Linked DNA regions of Homo sapiens: region 2 is linked to region 1. The links are chromatin loops, found by intact Hi-C in ENCODE. Cell type or tissue: IMR-90. All regions are shown on one strand. Links, peaks and the distances in the headings refer to the core of each region. The heading gives the core; the rest is flanking DNA.

Region 1 (7,447 bases), core at 990-5,989:
ACAAAAAAGAATAGTTGAAAGCCAGCAAGTAAAGCTAAGCTTCTGCCACTTTGTTAACCATTTCCCCTGGCCACAGGCAGAACTTGATAGGAATCTAATGCATAGAATTCACAGCAGTTTAGAATTGGGGACTTTAAAGATCATCTGTTGTATTACATTAACTATTTCCAAACTGGTGTTGAGTTTGCTCAGTTCACCTGCCAGTAAGTAAAACCACATTCCAGTAGAGCTAAAGAATATGGGCAGCTCTTGAAATTCACCTTAATGGAATTTGAGCTATAGTTGATGGTGTAGATTTCTGCTTTATTCCTTAGTGTCATAAATGCCAGGATCATTTCTTACAGAAATGGGTAGGATGAGTAGAATAGGTGTTTGCCGTGAGTCTTCCATCTCCTCCGTAAGTTCCAAACACATTCCATTACAGATTCAGATTTTTGAATGAAGGCACTGACATTTACTGAAATGCATAAGCTCTTGTGGGAAACAAGCAATGAAACTTAACCATGAAGAATTAAGTCTATTAATTATTTCCTGAAAGTTGGAAGCAAAAATATGGGGAAAAGGGGAGGAGAAATTGGGAACACCATGGAGAGGAAAGAGAATACTGAAGAAAGCTTGGTCCACTTTCTCTTCTGCCTTATTAGTGTGTAATAAGCTTTAGAAAGTGGGTTTTGGTGGTAACTTTAGCCCGTCTGAAGCTGGACAACACCAGCAATTTCCCCAAGTCCAGTACACACACACACACACACACACACACACACACACACACAGTTTCCTCATTAAGTCCTACTCATCATTGAGGACTTTAACAATTCTTAACTGCCCATGGCATACTGACTACAACATCTCTCATAGTCTTTATAGCACTATATTGTAATTATTATTTTTCTTCTCTTCTTCACCAACTCTTAAAATCTTTGTGGGCAGTGACTGTGTCTTCTATCACAGTATCTTCTAACACCACATCTGGCATATAGTAGGTGCACAGTAAATTTTTATTGAGTGAATGAATGAAGAAAATGAAGCCACTTAGCTGCATTTTAACACTAAAACCCTAAATTTTTCTCCAAAAAGAATATGAATTTTTAAAGAATTATGAACGTGTTCCCCTCCCAACAATGATTCTTACGAATTTTCCATGGCTATAGCTTGCGTGTGAGTCTTACAAACAGCATTTGGCAGCAGTGTCCTTCCATATTTTCCGGGAAGAAGGAATTCTAAGTGATACATATTCAAAGAATTCTCAGGTTTTTGCATGGGTATGAAGATTTGGAGTTGGTGGGGAGGAATGGTTGGAGGAATGGGTGATAGAGAAGAAAGGAGTGAGAAGGAATATAAAGGACCAGTCACTATGGGTGGGGAAACCCAGGGTAAGAGCTGACAGAGGTTGGCAGAACCTCCAGGGCAAGTTTACTTTAGGTTGGCTATTCCCATTTCAAGTGTACACACGCCTCTGGAACTCCCTAAAGCCATTTGGAGGGGAAAACCACACCTACAGCTTCTGAAATGAAAAGTACCTCCAGGCCTCCAGAAATTAGTCCCGTGGTCTTACTATTACTCACTTCCTAGAAAAGTCATAGCTGGTCTATCCTGACCTTCAGAGCCTGCAGGAGTACAAACTCATTTTCCGAAGAATGATGATTCAAGAAGAATTTAGAGAAATCACTCAGGAAAGCCTCAGAAACAAATCTTTTTTGTCTTTTACTTTACTAAAACCTTCATGAACATTTTTACTGGGACTTTCTTTGGCAAGTTCTGGGTGAATCAGCATGAAAAACAAAAGCAATGTTGAAATTTAAATCTGTAAAGGATGTCATTTCCATTTTCTAAAAACTGCTCAGAACTTGAATGCGAAGTAATGATACATGCTTTCCAGCTTCATGTGAAGTCATACTTATAACCTGCAGCTTGGCATCATCTCTAGTTTTAGTGGTACTATTATTACCTATAGTTCTTTATTTTCTTCAACAACTTCAGTCTTGTTTTCCACCCTGGCATCGGTAACAGTAGTTCACCTTTAGAGAAAATATATTTACATTACCTTTACGTGTGTATGCTTACTTAGCAAGCAGAAAGCCAGTTTTGAGAATACTCTGTCCATTATTTCCTCCTCCCTTATGCCAGACTCTTGAGATTTTAACATTTGAATTAAGGCAAGGTTCTTTCTTCCAGTCTGGTTATGTCTTTTCAGGCCAAGTGAGTATGGCCTATGGATTCAAGCCCTAGATTGTAGCAAGTAGAAACTTGTTGATAGTCCCTCCCTGAAATAACTGCCATCAACCAAAAGAAGCAGATAATCCACTTTTGTGCTTAGGGCAGCATGTTTTGTAGATGCCATGCTGCAGGCATACCTATGTGGGCTTGTGAGAAATGAGGAATCTGGCCTATGTGCTTCAGCATCTGCAAACAAGCAAGCTCACAGTTCATCCCAGTCCAGCTCTTCCATCAGAGGATGACACATGCACCATTATTTTAATAAAGTCCATGTGTTGTGAATGAGTCTCATTCATCAATTGTCCCCCCAAAAGTTTTATTTCTTGCAACCACTGCATTTCATCTTTCTCACAATGAATTCATATTATAGGTACTCACAGATGTATATATTGACCTACCAATTACTTCAAAAGAAAAAGAATGGAGAGGGATATAGCAAAGAGATATAATAGAGATAGATAGATAGATAGATAGATAGATAGATAGATATAGATAGAATGCTTAAGGAACCACTGAATCAGTAAATCAAGCAACAAATGTGGGTGTTACTGGCATGCGTAGAATGATGGATGGATATTCTAGGAGCCTACATTAGGAGGACACTAAAACTTTCACTTTTTTCATCCCCTGTCAAAGCTCTTGAGATGGTTAAATTTTTACTAACAGGATGTTTTCATTAAGAAGGAAAAAACCCCACATAAATGGTTGAAAGCTAACATCTAATCAAATCTAAGGATTTTCCCCCATTCTCTCATTTCTGGAGCAGATTGGTGCAATTTATTTTCCTGCCTTGGGCAGTTCAGCAGCAGCTGAGGTTGTAGTCACAACTTAGCAATGTGGCTCATGTGACTTATCCAAATAAGAGCACAATTAGCAAAATGTGTTCCCATAAATGGCAGTTTAAACACTAAACTCTGGAGAGAATCCAGATGAAATCTAACACAGAACAGCATGGGGAAAATGGTAAGTTCTGGTGAACTAAAATGCATTGGTCATGCCTTTGGCTGGAGAGGGTCAAAGTCAGAATGACTTGAGAGTTTTTAAAAAGTCACTACTAAAATTCCCAAGCCAAATAGCAGTCATTGCCTATAGCACTTTGTGAATGGGAAAAAATATGTAAGCTCTAAATGTTAGACTCAGGAGAATATTGTATTTGTCAGACTAACAAAGCACTCTAACTTCAGCATTCTAAATTTAGAACCAATGTTGAACTGTTGGAGTTCTGTGTCCATAAAACTTTGAACTATTGGAGTTCTGTGTCCACAAGGGCTGAAAAAGGAAACTTCTTGGTTTTCACTCCCAGAGCCTGTAAGAATAAAAACTCGGCCGGGAGCGGTGGCTCACGCCTGTAATCCCAGCACTTTGGGAGGCCGAGGCGGGCGGATCATGAGGTCAGGAGATCGAGACCATCCTGGCTAACACGGTGAAACCCCGTTTGTACTAAAAAAAATACAAAAAAACTTAGCCAGGCATGGTGGCGGGCGCCTATAGTCCCAGCTACTCGGGAGGCTGAGGCAGAAGAATGGTGTGAACCTGGGAGGCGGAGCTTGCAGTGAGCCGAGATGGCCCCACTGCACTCCAGCCTGGGTGACACAGCAAGACTCCGTCTCAAAAAAAAAAAAAAAAAAGAATAAAAACTCCTTGATCTCAGGATCAATAGGAACAATGAAGGAATTCATTGTTTTTCTTTATATCTCAAACTCAAGTCGGTTGTCAACCAGAGCTTGGCAATGATGCAGAACTGCAGACTTATGTTTCTCAGATATGGATATGAGGAGACACAGAGGGTTTTGGAAAGTAGAGCTATGGCACTGCCAACTTATAAAAGATACGTAGAGAAGAAGACAACAAAGAGCCTACAAATGCCCCCTTCCCTGCTCTGTAGCCCTCTTCTGGCTTGTATTCTGATGTGAAAAGCATTTCTACCTGGTTTCCCTTAGGAAGTAAAATTTGGCCTGAGCTCTGAAGTATGTGGAAGAAAGAAACAACCTATCAGACAAAGCAAACAGGCTGTGCAAAGGCTCTGTGGCAGAGATATTATGGCACATTCAAGGCACAGAAATAAGGTTAGTGTGGCTAGACTACAAGAAGTGAGGGGAAAGTGGCTGGAAGGGTAACTAAAGTGTCAGATCATCAAGGCCTTGAAAACCATGTCACTTTCATTTGTATAGCCTTATATGCAGAACAATGAGTAGCCAGTGAAGGTTATCTGGGGAGAAACTACATGCCCAGATTCTCATTTAGTGATTGGTCTTTATGAATTGTGGTGAATAAATTAAAGGTGGAGAGACTAGATTCAAGGAGACCTTTCTTTTTTTCTTTTTATTTTTCTTTTTAATTTCAGAGCTACAACTGCAGGTTTGTTACATAGGTAAACTTGTGTCATGGGGGTTTGTTGTACTGATTATTTCATCACCCAGGTATTAAGTCTAGTACCCATTAGTTGTTTTTCCTGATCCTCTCCCTCCTCCCACTCTCCACCCTCTGAAAAGCCCCAGTGTGCGTTGTTCCCTTCTTTGTGTCCATGTGTTCTCATCATTTAGCTCTCACTTATAAGTGAGAACATGCAGTATTTGGTTTTCTGTCCTGCATTAGTTTGCTAAGGATAATGGCCTCCAGCTCCATCCAAGTGCCTGCAAAGAACATGATCTCATTCTCTTTTATGGCTATGTAGTATTCCATGGTGTATATCTACCACATTTTCTTTATCCAGTCTATCATTAACGGGCATTTAGATTGATCCCGTGTCTTTGCTATTGTGAATAGTGCTGCAATGAACGTACACATGCGTGTGTCTTTATAATAGAACGATTTATATTCTTTTGGATATATATCCAGTAATGGGATTGCTGGCTGGAATGGTATTTCTGTCTTTAGGTCTTAGAGGAATCGCCACCATCTTCCACAATGGCTGAACTAATTTACACTTCCACCAACAGCCTATAAGTGTTCCTTTTTCTCCACAACCTCACCAGCATCCGTTATTTTTTGACTTTAAAAATAGCCTTTCTGACTGGTGTGAGATGGTATCTCATTGTGGTTTTGATTTGCATTTCTCTGATGATCAGTGATGTTGGGTTTTTTTTAATTATACTTTAAGTTATAGGCTACAAGTGCACAACGTGCAGGTTTGATACATAGGTATACATGTGCCATGTTGGTTTGCTGCACCCATCAACTCATCACTTACATTAGGTATTTCTCCTAATGCTATCCCTCCCCCAGCCCCCCTCCCCACAACAGGCCCCGATATATGATGTTCCCCGCCCTGTGTCCAAGTGTTCTCATTGTTCAGTTCCCACCTATGAGTGAGAACATGCAGTGTTTGATTTTCTGTCTTTGTGATAGTTTACTGAGAATGATGGTTTCCAGCTTCATCCATGTCCCTGCAAAGGACATGAACTCATCCTTTTTTATGGCTGCATAGTATTCCATGGCATATATGTGCCACATTTTCTTAATCCAGTCTATCTATCATTGATGGATATTTGAGTTGGTTCCAAGTCTTTCCTATTGTGAATAGTGCCACAATAAACATACATGTGCATGTGTCTTTATAGTAGCATGATTTATAATCCTTTGGGTACATAGATGTTGGTTTTTTTTTCATATGATTGTTGGCCACATGTATGTCTTCTTTTGAGAAGTGTCTATTCATGTCCTTTCATCACTCTTTAATGGGGTTGTTTGTTTTTTTCTTGTAAATTTGTTTAAGTTCCTTATAGATGCTGGATATTAGATCTTTGTTGGATACATAGCTTGCAAAAATTTTCTCCCATTCTCCCAGGTTGTCTTTTTACTCTGCTTACAGTTTCTTTCACTGTGCAGAAGTTCTTTAGTTTAATTACATCCCATTTGTCAATGTCTGCTTTTGTTGTGATTGCTTTTGGCGTCTTTGTCATGAAATCTTTGCCTGTGCTTATGTCCTGAATGGTATTGCCTAGGTTGTCTTCCAGGGTTGTTGTTGTTTTTTCTTTTATAGTTTTGGGTTTTACATTTAAGTCTTTAATCCATCTTGAACTAACTTTTCTATACAGTTTAAGGAAGTGGTCCAGTTTCAGTCTTCTGCATATGGCTAGCCAGTTATCCCAGCACCATTTATTGAATAGGAAATCCTTTCCCCATTGCTTGTTTTTGTCAGACCAGATAGTTGTAGGTGTGCAGTCTTATTTCTGGGTTATCTTCTCTGTTCCATTGGTCTATGTGTCTGTTCTTGTACCAGTACCATGCTTTTTTGGTTGCTGTTGCCCTGCAGAATAGTTTGAAGTTGGGTAGCATGATGCCTCCAGCTTTGCTTTTTGCTTAGGATTGTCTTGGCTATTGGGGCTCTTTTTTGGTTTCATATGAATTTTAAAATAGTTTTTTCTAGTTCTGTGAAAAATGTCATGGTAGTTTAATGGAAATAACATTGAATCTATAAATTGCCTTGGAGAGTATGGTCATTTTAATGATATTGATTCTTCCTATCCATGAACATTGAATGTTTTTCCATTTGTTTGTATCATCTCGATTTCTTTGAACAGTGGTTTGTAGTTCTTCAAGGAGACTTTTCAAGAGACTACTCTATTAGTCCAGGCAAGAAATGATTATAGCTTGGTCTAGTGTGGGAGCCGAGGAGACAGATGGAAGTGGATGAGTATAGGAGGGAAAATTCACAGGGATTGTTGATGGATTGACCGTGGAGAATAACACAGATGGAGGTGCCAGAGATTATTCCTCGGTTTCTATCATGTCCAATTTGGTGGAACTACTAACTAAAAAATAAAAAACACTAAAAGAGCGTCAGATATGGAGAGAAAGATCACACTTGGACCTGTGGAATTTGAGGTGTTTTTGAAACTTGGAAGATGTTTGTTAAGTAGAATGTTGGATATGCTGGTCTGAATCTCAGAGGAGAGATTTGGGGTGGAGTTATACCACTTTTAATATTCAGTCAAGGAAGTGGGTGAGTTTGCCTCATAGGAAAAGTTATACAGAGAGAAGAGAAAAGGGCCTCAGACAGAGTAAGCTTTGAGAAACTCTATCAATGGGCCTATAGAGGAGAATCCACCGCCTACAGAGATAAGAGGAAAACCAGAGGTGAACAATTTCAGGAAAAGAGAGTATCAATAATTAGTTAGCTAAAATATAATAATGTCAGGATTAAAAGAAGTGCCTGAATGAGGAAAATGTACAAGGTGGAAACTTTTTAAAAGCTTGACCTTTAATAGAGATAAAGTGGTACTATTAATCA
Region 2 (6,338 bases), core at 1,233-6,232, 120 kb after region 1:
CAACAACTCCATTCCTCATTATACATTCCAAATAATTTCCTACAGAGACCCATAAGGAGACATGCATTATTAGAATGTTCAGTACAATGTTATTTGTGGTGGCCAGGAATTGGTTCCCATGTGGGGTCTATCACTGGAAATGGCATAGGTGAAATGTGGTAGTTGCACTCCAAGGAGTATCATGCAGAATTAAAAATAACAGATTAGAAACAAGAATGGACCTTAAAAACAGTGCTGAATTTTAAAAGTAAGAAATGGAATGAGATACAACACAATGTCACTCATGTAAACTAAAAATACTTGGACACCAAAACAAGGTACATTTTTCAAGAACACATAGAAACTACATGATACACATTAAATATATTTGACTATGTGTGGGGAGTAAGGGAAAATGGGAGTATAGAATGGTGATAAAATGAAATTTTTTTATAAACAAGAAAGAAAACTATGAATAGTCACAATCACACACCAAAGAAACTGATCACTGAATTTAACATCACCAGTAGCAGGACAAATCGATGTAATGTGTATCCTAATATGATGCACTTAAGGACACAACTGTACTTACGTGTTATTCTTGCCAAACATGTATAACCTGACTTTAAGCAGAAGGAATTACCAGAAACCCAAACTGAGGAACACTCTACAAAATAACTGGCCTGTACTCTTCCAAAGTGCCAAAGTCATGAAAGACAAAGGAAAGCTGAGAAACTGTTTCAGGTTAAAGGAGACTAGAGATATAAAAACTAAACGTGGGATCTTAGATTGGATCCTAAACTAGAAACAGAACAACAGAGAGACAAGTGGTGAAATCTGAACACAGTGTGTAGGTTATAGTATTATATTGATGTTAATTTTTTGATTTTGATAATTGTAGGTACATAAGATATTGTCATCTGGGGAATTGAAGGTGTGTGGATACTCTCAATTTTTTTATTATTAGATATAATTCACATATTTTGAAATTCACCCATTTAAAGTGTACAATTCAGTGATTTTTAGTATATTCACGAAGCTTTGCAACCATCTCCAGAACATTAATTTCATAATATTTTCATCACCCCAAAGAGAAATGTTGTATCCATTAGCACTCATTCCCCACTCCTTCCTACCTCCAAGCCCCGGCAACTACTTATCTACTGTCTCTATAGAATTGCCTATTCTGGATATTTCATATAAATGGAAATACATAGTATGTGGCTTTTTGTATCTGGCTTCATTCACTTAGCATAATATTTTTGAGGTTCACCCATGTTGTAGCATGAATCAGTACTTCATTCCTTTTAAGGCTGTGTAATATTGCATTGTGTGGATATAACACATTTTATCATTCATCTGTTGATGGACATTTCCGCCTTACAGTTACTGTGAATAAGAATAGTGCTACTATGAACATGCATGCACATGTTTTTGAGTACCTGTTTTCAATTCTTTTGGGTATACCCATACGAGTGAAATTTCTTAATCATATGGTAATGTTATTTAAGTATTTGAGGAACTGCCAAACTTTTCCAAAGCAGCTGTACCATTTTAAACTCCCACCAGCGCTGCCTTCATATTATTTTTGCAACTATGTTGAAGTTTGAAATTATTTCAAAATGAAAAGTTTTTTAAAAAAGAATATAGTCAGGTTGTTGTGCCTCTTCTAGTAAGAGCCAACAAACCAGTGTCCATTGCTTCAGGGTCTTACAGAATGAGAGAAAAAAAGTTGAGAAAAAGTGAGAAAACAAGCCCCTGGTTGTTTGCACCTTTCCATCTTGTTTTCATGCTTAACACTTTGACATCAAATGTGCAGGTTTCTTCCCCGACACCAACCAATTCTCTGACACTAGCTGAGTGCCCTACAATTTAATTCTGGCACCATCTAACTGGAATTAGTGTCAGATGGTGCAAGTTAAGGACTCACAAGACTGCCCCCACTTCAAATGTCAATTCCAAGTTCTGAACCACTTGTATTTCTGACTGGCTATTAATCAGGAGTTCCCACTGCTCCCTCCTTGTGTTAGATAATTTGCAAGAACAGCGCACAGAACTCAGAATAAACGTTTACTTAATATTAATGGTTTATTATAACGGGTACAAGTCAGGAACAGCCAAATGGAAAAGATATATAAGGCAAAGTATGTGGGAAAGGATGAGGGGCTTCCATGCAGCCTCCTGGAATGCCATCCCCTTAATATCTCCATGTGTTCACCAACCCAGAAGCCATCAGAACTCTGTAATTCTGGGGGTTATATGGAAGTTTTATTACATACACAATTGATTACATCATTGGCCATTGGTAACTGCTGTGATCTGATTGCATCCCCCCAAATTTGTATACTGAAACTTAATCTCCAATGTAATAACATTAAGAGGTGGGGTTTTAGGCAGTGATTAAGTCATAATGGCAGAGTCCTCATGGATGGCATTATGGCTCTTATAAAAGCACTTGAGGGAGTGGGGTCTTCTCTTCTGCTCTTCTGCCATGTAAGGATAGTTCATCTCTTTTGCCCTTCCACCTTCCATCATGTTAGGACACAGCAAGAAGGTCCTCACCAGATACCAAATGTTGGTGCCTTGATCTTGGACTTCCCAACCTCAAGAACTGTGAGAAAAATAAATTTCTGTTCTTTATGAATGACCCAGTCTCAGGCACTTTTATATAGCAGGACAAATGGACTAAAACAGAAACTAGTACTAGAAAATTGGGGTGTTGCTATAACAAATATCTAAAAATGTGGACACAGCTTTGGAACTGGATAGTGGATAGAAGCTGGAAGATTTTGAAGGTGCAGGCTAGAAAAAGCATACATTGCCATGAACAGAGCATTAAGGATGATTCTGGTGAGGGCTCAGAAGAGGAAAGCTGTAGAGAGATGCTTTTTTTGAGAGTACCTAAGTTATCATGATCAGAATGCTGACAGATATATGCATAGTAAAGGCCATCGTGAGGAAGTATTATATAGAAATGAGGAGTGTCTTATTGGAAACCAGAGGAAAAGTCATCCTTGTTGCAAAATGGCAAAGAACGTGGCAGAATTTTGCCCACTTCCTAGAACTTTATGGAAGGCAGAATTTAAGAGTGATGAACTAGGATATTTGGCAGAAGAAATCTTTGAGCAAGGTGTTCAGGGTACTGCATGGCTTCTCTTAACTGCTTATAGTAAAATGCAGGAGAGAAATATAGTGAAGATGGAATTTAAACTCAGAGGAGTGGCCAGGCATGGTGGCTCATGCCTGTAATTCCAGCACTTTGTGAGGCCAAGGGTGGGTGGATCTATTGAGCTCAGGAGTTTGAGACCAGCCTGGGCAACATGGTGAAACCCTGTCTCTACCAAAAATACAAAAAATTAGCCAGGTGTGGTGGCACATGCCTGTACTCCCAGCTACTCGGGAAGCTGAGGTGGGAGGATCACTTAAGCCTGGGTGGTCAAGGCTGCAGAGGGCTAAAATCTCACCACTGCACTCCAGCCTGGGCAACACAGCAAGAACCTGTCTCAAATAATAATAAATAATAAAATCAAAGGGGAAGCAGAATTTAAAGGTTTGGAACATTCTCAGCCTGGCCAAGTGCAAAAGCATTTGGAAGAAAACACCAGGGGTGTGAAGAAGTGACCATTTGCAAGGAGATTAGTATGGATAGAAGAAAGTCATACACTGTTCATCAAGACAATGAAAAGTGACCCTGAACACGGTGAAACCCCATCGCTACTAAAAATACAAAAATTAGCTGGGTGGTGGTGCACACCTGTAATCCCAGCTGCTGGAGAGGGTGAGGTGGGAGAACCACTTGAACCTGGGAGGTGGAGGTTGCAGTGAGCTGAGATCGTCCCGCTGCACTCCAGCCTGGGTGACAGAGTGAGACTTTGTCTCAAAACAAAACAAAACAAAACAAAAAACACCCTGAAGGCATATCAGAGACTATTGGTGCTGCCTTTCTCATGACAAGCCCGGAGTGCCAAGGCCTGGGGCACATAACTAAAACTAGGGGCTTAGGGTAACCGAAGAACCTCTGCGTTCACTGCCCAGTGATGCCTCATCTCTGCTCCATTTACTCCAGTGTAGCACTCCTCACCCACCTCAGCTGTGGTTATGCCTAGGTGTGGCTAGTGCCCCCAGTGTCCACATTATAACTCTGCAGACACACAGAGCGCAAGAGCTGTGGAGGAATGACTAATTCCACGTAGGTTTCAATGGATGACTTGGAGAGCCTCAGGACCAACACAGAGAACTGAGACAGGGATAGTGCCACCAGACTCCCCAGTGGGACAATGCCCAGGGTAGCCATAAGATTGGGACTGCCTCTGAGACTCCAGTACTGCAGAGCCACTGGAGTGTGATCCTAGCCTGGGAGAGCTGCAGACACCCAACTCCAACTTGCGAGGTGCTGTATAGAATATGCCCAACAAAACCATGGGGCTGAGGCCCCCTATGGCCTTGGGGGCTTAACCTCCACTCCAGTGTGTCTAGATTATTCTCAAGCCTTAAGATTTAATGTTGTTTACCTTGTTGGTTTTAGCACTTACTTAGGACCTGTTATTCCTTCTTTCTTTCCTATTGCTTTGTTTTGGAATGGAAATGTCTATCCTATGGTTGTTCCACCATTGTATTTTGGAAGTATATAACTTGTTTGACCTTATAGGTTCACAGCACAAAAGCAATTTGTCTCAGAATGAACCTTACCTTCAGTCTCACTCATATCTGATTTACATGAGATTCTAGACTTTTGAGTTGATGCTGGAACAAGTTAAGATCTCTGGGGCTACTGAGATGGAATGAATATATTTCATACGTAAGAACATAAATTTGGGGGGCCAGGAGCCAGACACTATGGTCTGATTGTGTCCTCCGAAGTTCATATGTTGAACCTTAGTCATCAGTGTGATAGTATTAAGAGGTACAGGCTTTAAGAGGTGATTAGGTTACAAGGGAAGAGGCCTCACTGATGGGATTAGGCTCTTTAAAAGGGGCTTGACGGAGTGTGTTCTTTCTCTTCTCCTATGTGAAGACACAGCATTCATCTTCTTTTTGCCCGTTCATCATCATATGAAGAAGCAGTAAGAAGGCCCTCACCCAACACTGAGTGCCAAGGCCTTGGCCTTGGACTTCCCAGCTTCTAGGACTATAAGAAAATAAATTACTGTTCATTATAAATTACCCAGTCGCGGGTACTTTGTTATACCAGCATGAATGGACTAAGACAGTGATCAACTCAGTTGTCAGAGGTCAGGGGTGGGATTGAATGTTGAAAGCTCCAACCCTCTAATCATACCTTGGTCTTTCTGACAACCAGCCTTCATCCTGAAGCTAACTTGCCACCACCTCTACTCCCCGCTAAGCCAAGTCATCTCATTATCTTGTTAGCATACAGAAAGACACTCATCACTCCAGAGAGTCCAAGGATCTTAGAAGCTCTTGTGTCAGGAACAGGGGACTAAGACCAAATACTTTAACAAAAGATGCTATCACCTCTATTAGTTAGAAAATTATGACAGTTTTAGCAGCTCTGTTCCAGGAACTGAGGGTGAAGACCAAATATGTCTTTTTCTTATTATATTATCACAACATTCAATCTTGCTTTGAGGATCAACCCAATACTTGTACCTGAGAGGGAAATGTAAACTTATCAATGGAATTAGGGAGTTCTTCACACCTGGCACCACTGTCAACACCTTCTCATTTAATGATAGGCAAAGGGACTCAAAGAACATCAGAAGTAAGGAGTGGAGGACTGGGCATGGTGGTTCAAGCCTGTAATCCCAGCACTTTTGGAGGCTGAGGCGAGAGGATCACTTGAGCCCAAGAGTTCTGTACCAGTGCACTCCAGCCTGAATGACAGAATGAGAACTCATCTCTTTAAAAAAAAAAAAAAAAAAGTATGAGTGGACATGGGAGAAGAGAAACTGTCCCTTTGGTAATTATGATTTATTAAACATAACCATGTTGCACAGAGCCACTTATTTCTCTTAAAAGCCTGTCAAACGTCTTAAGTGGAATTACTTTCTCTTCCCGGGTCACAAAAGCCAGTGGCTCAGGTACAGAATAGATAATAGAACTGATTGGTGAGTAGGAAGCCAAAAGACACACACAGAGAACAGTACAATCTTTTAAAAGCTCCAAGTCATTAGCTTTATTTTTACTGAATTCAGCATGGGATGACAAAAATGCATTATATCACTACCATCCATTATTACATGTAGACATTTATCCTTGTATTCTTTATATGTCCATTTTCTACGTTAAATCTGTTAACCAATACTAATTTAAATTACATGATTTCCTACTAAAAATATGCAGTTCATATAAGCAAGGGCAAATAAATCCTCCTTAAAACATTTTATTCCTTTATAATT

The links. A loop is a pair of places that touch in the nucleus more often than their neighbours do. Peaks named below come from ENCODE experiments on the same cell type or tissue, not always from the same donor. Only the 100,000 strongest peaks of a DNase experiment are listed, where the experiment ranks them.
Region 2: it touches region 1 in a loop (5-fold over the local background); 4 of 110 quality-filtered maps call a loop at or near these places.

Annotation. Positions count from the first base shown.
Region 1 is chrX:45,620,351-45,627,797 of GRCh38, forward strand. No RefSeq gene overlaps it. Among named protein-coding and RNA genes, the nearest start is that of LINC01204, 120 kb to the left of the region's middle. In IMR-90, for the core only: no CTCF peak of the experiment used is centred there; DNase peaks (open chromatin) are centred at 1,561, 2,421 and 3,111; H3K27ac peaks cover 3,041 bases.
Region 2 is chrX:45,739,124-45,745,461 of GRCh38, forward strand. MIR222HG (miR222/221 cluster host gene) reads right to left here. Exons shown (of 2, transcript NR_170290.1): 2 at 6,091-6,338. Among named protein-coding and RNA genes, the nearest start is that of MIR221, 4.0 kb to the right of the region's middle. In IMR-90, for the core only: a CTCF peak has its summit at 4,101; a DNase peak (open chromatin) is centred at 4,138; H3K27ac peaks cover 183 bases.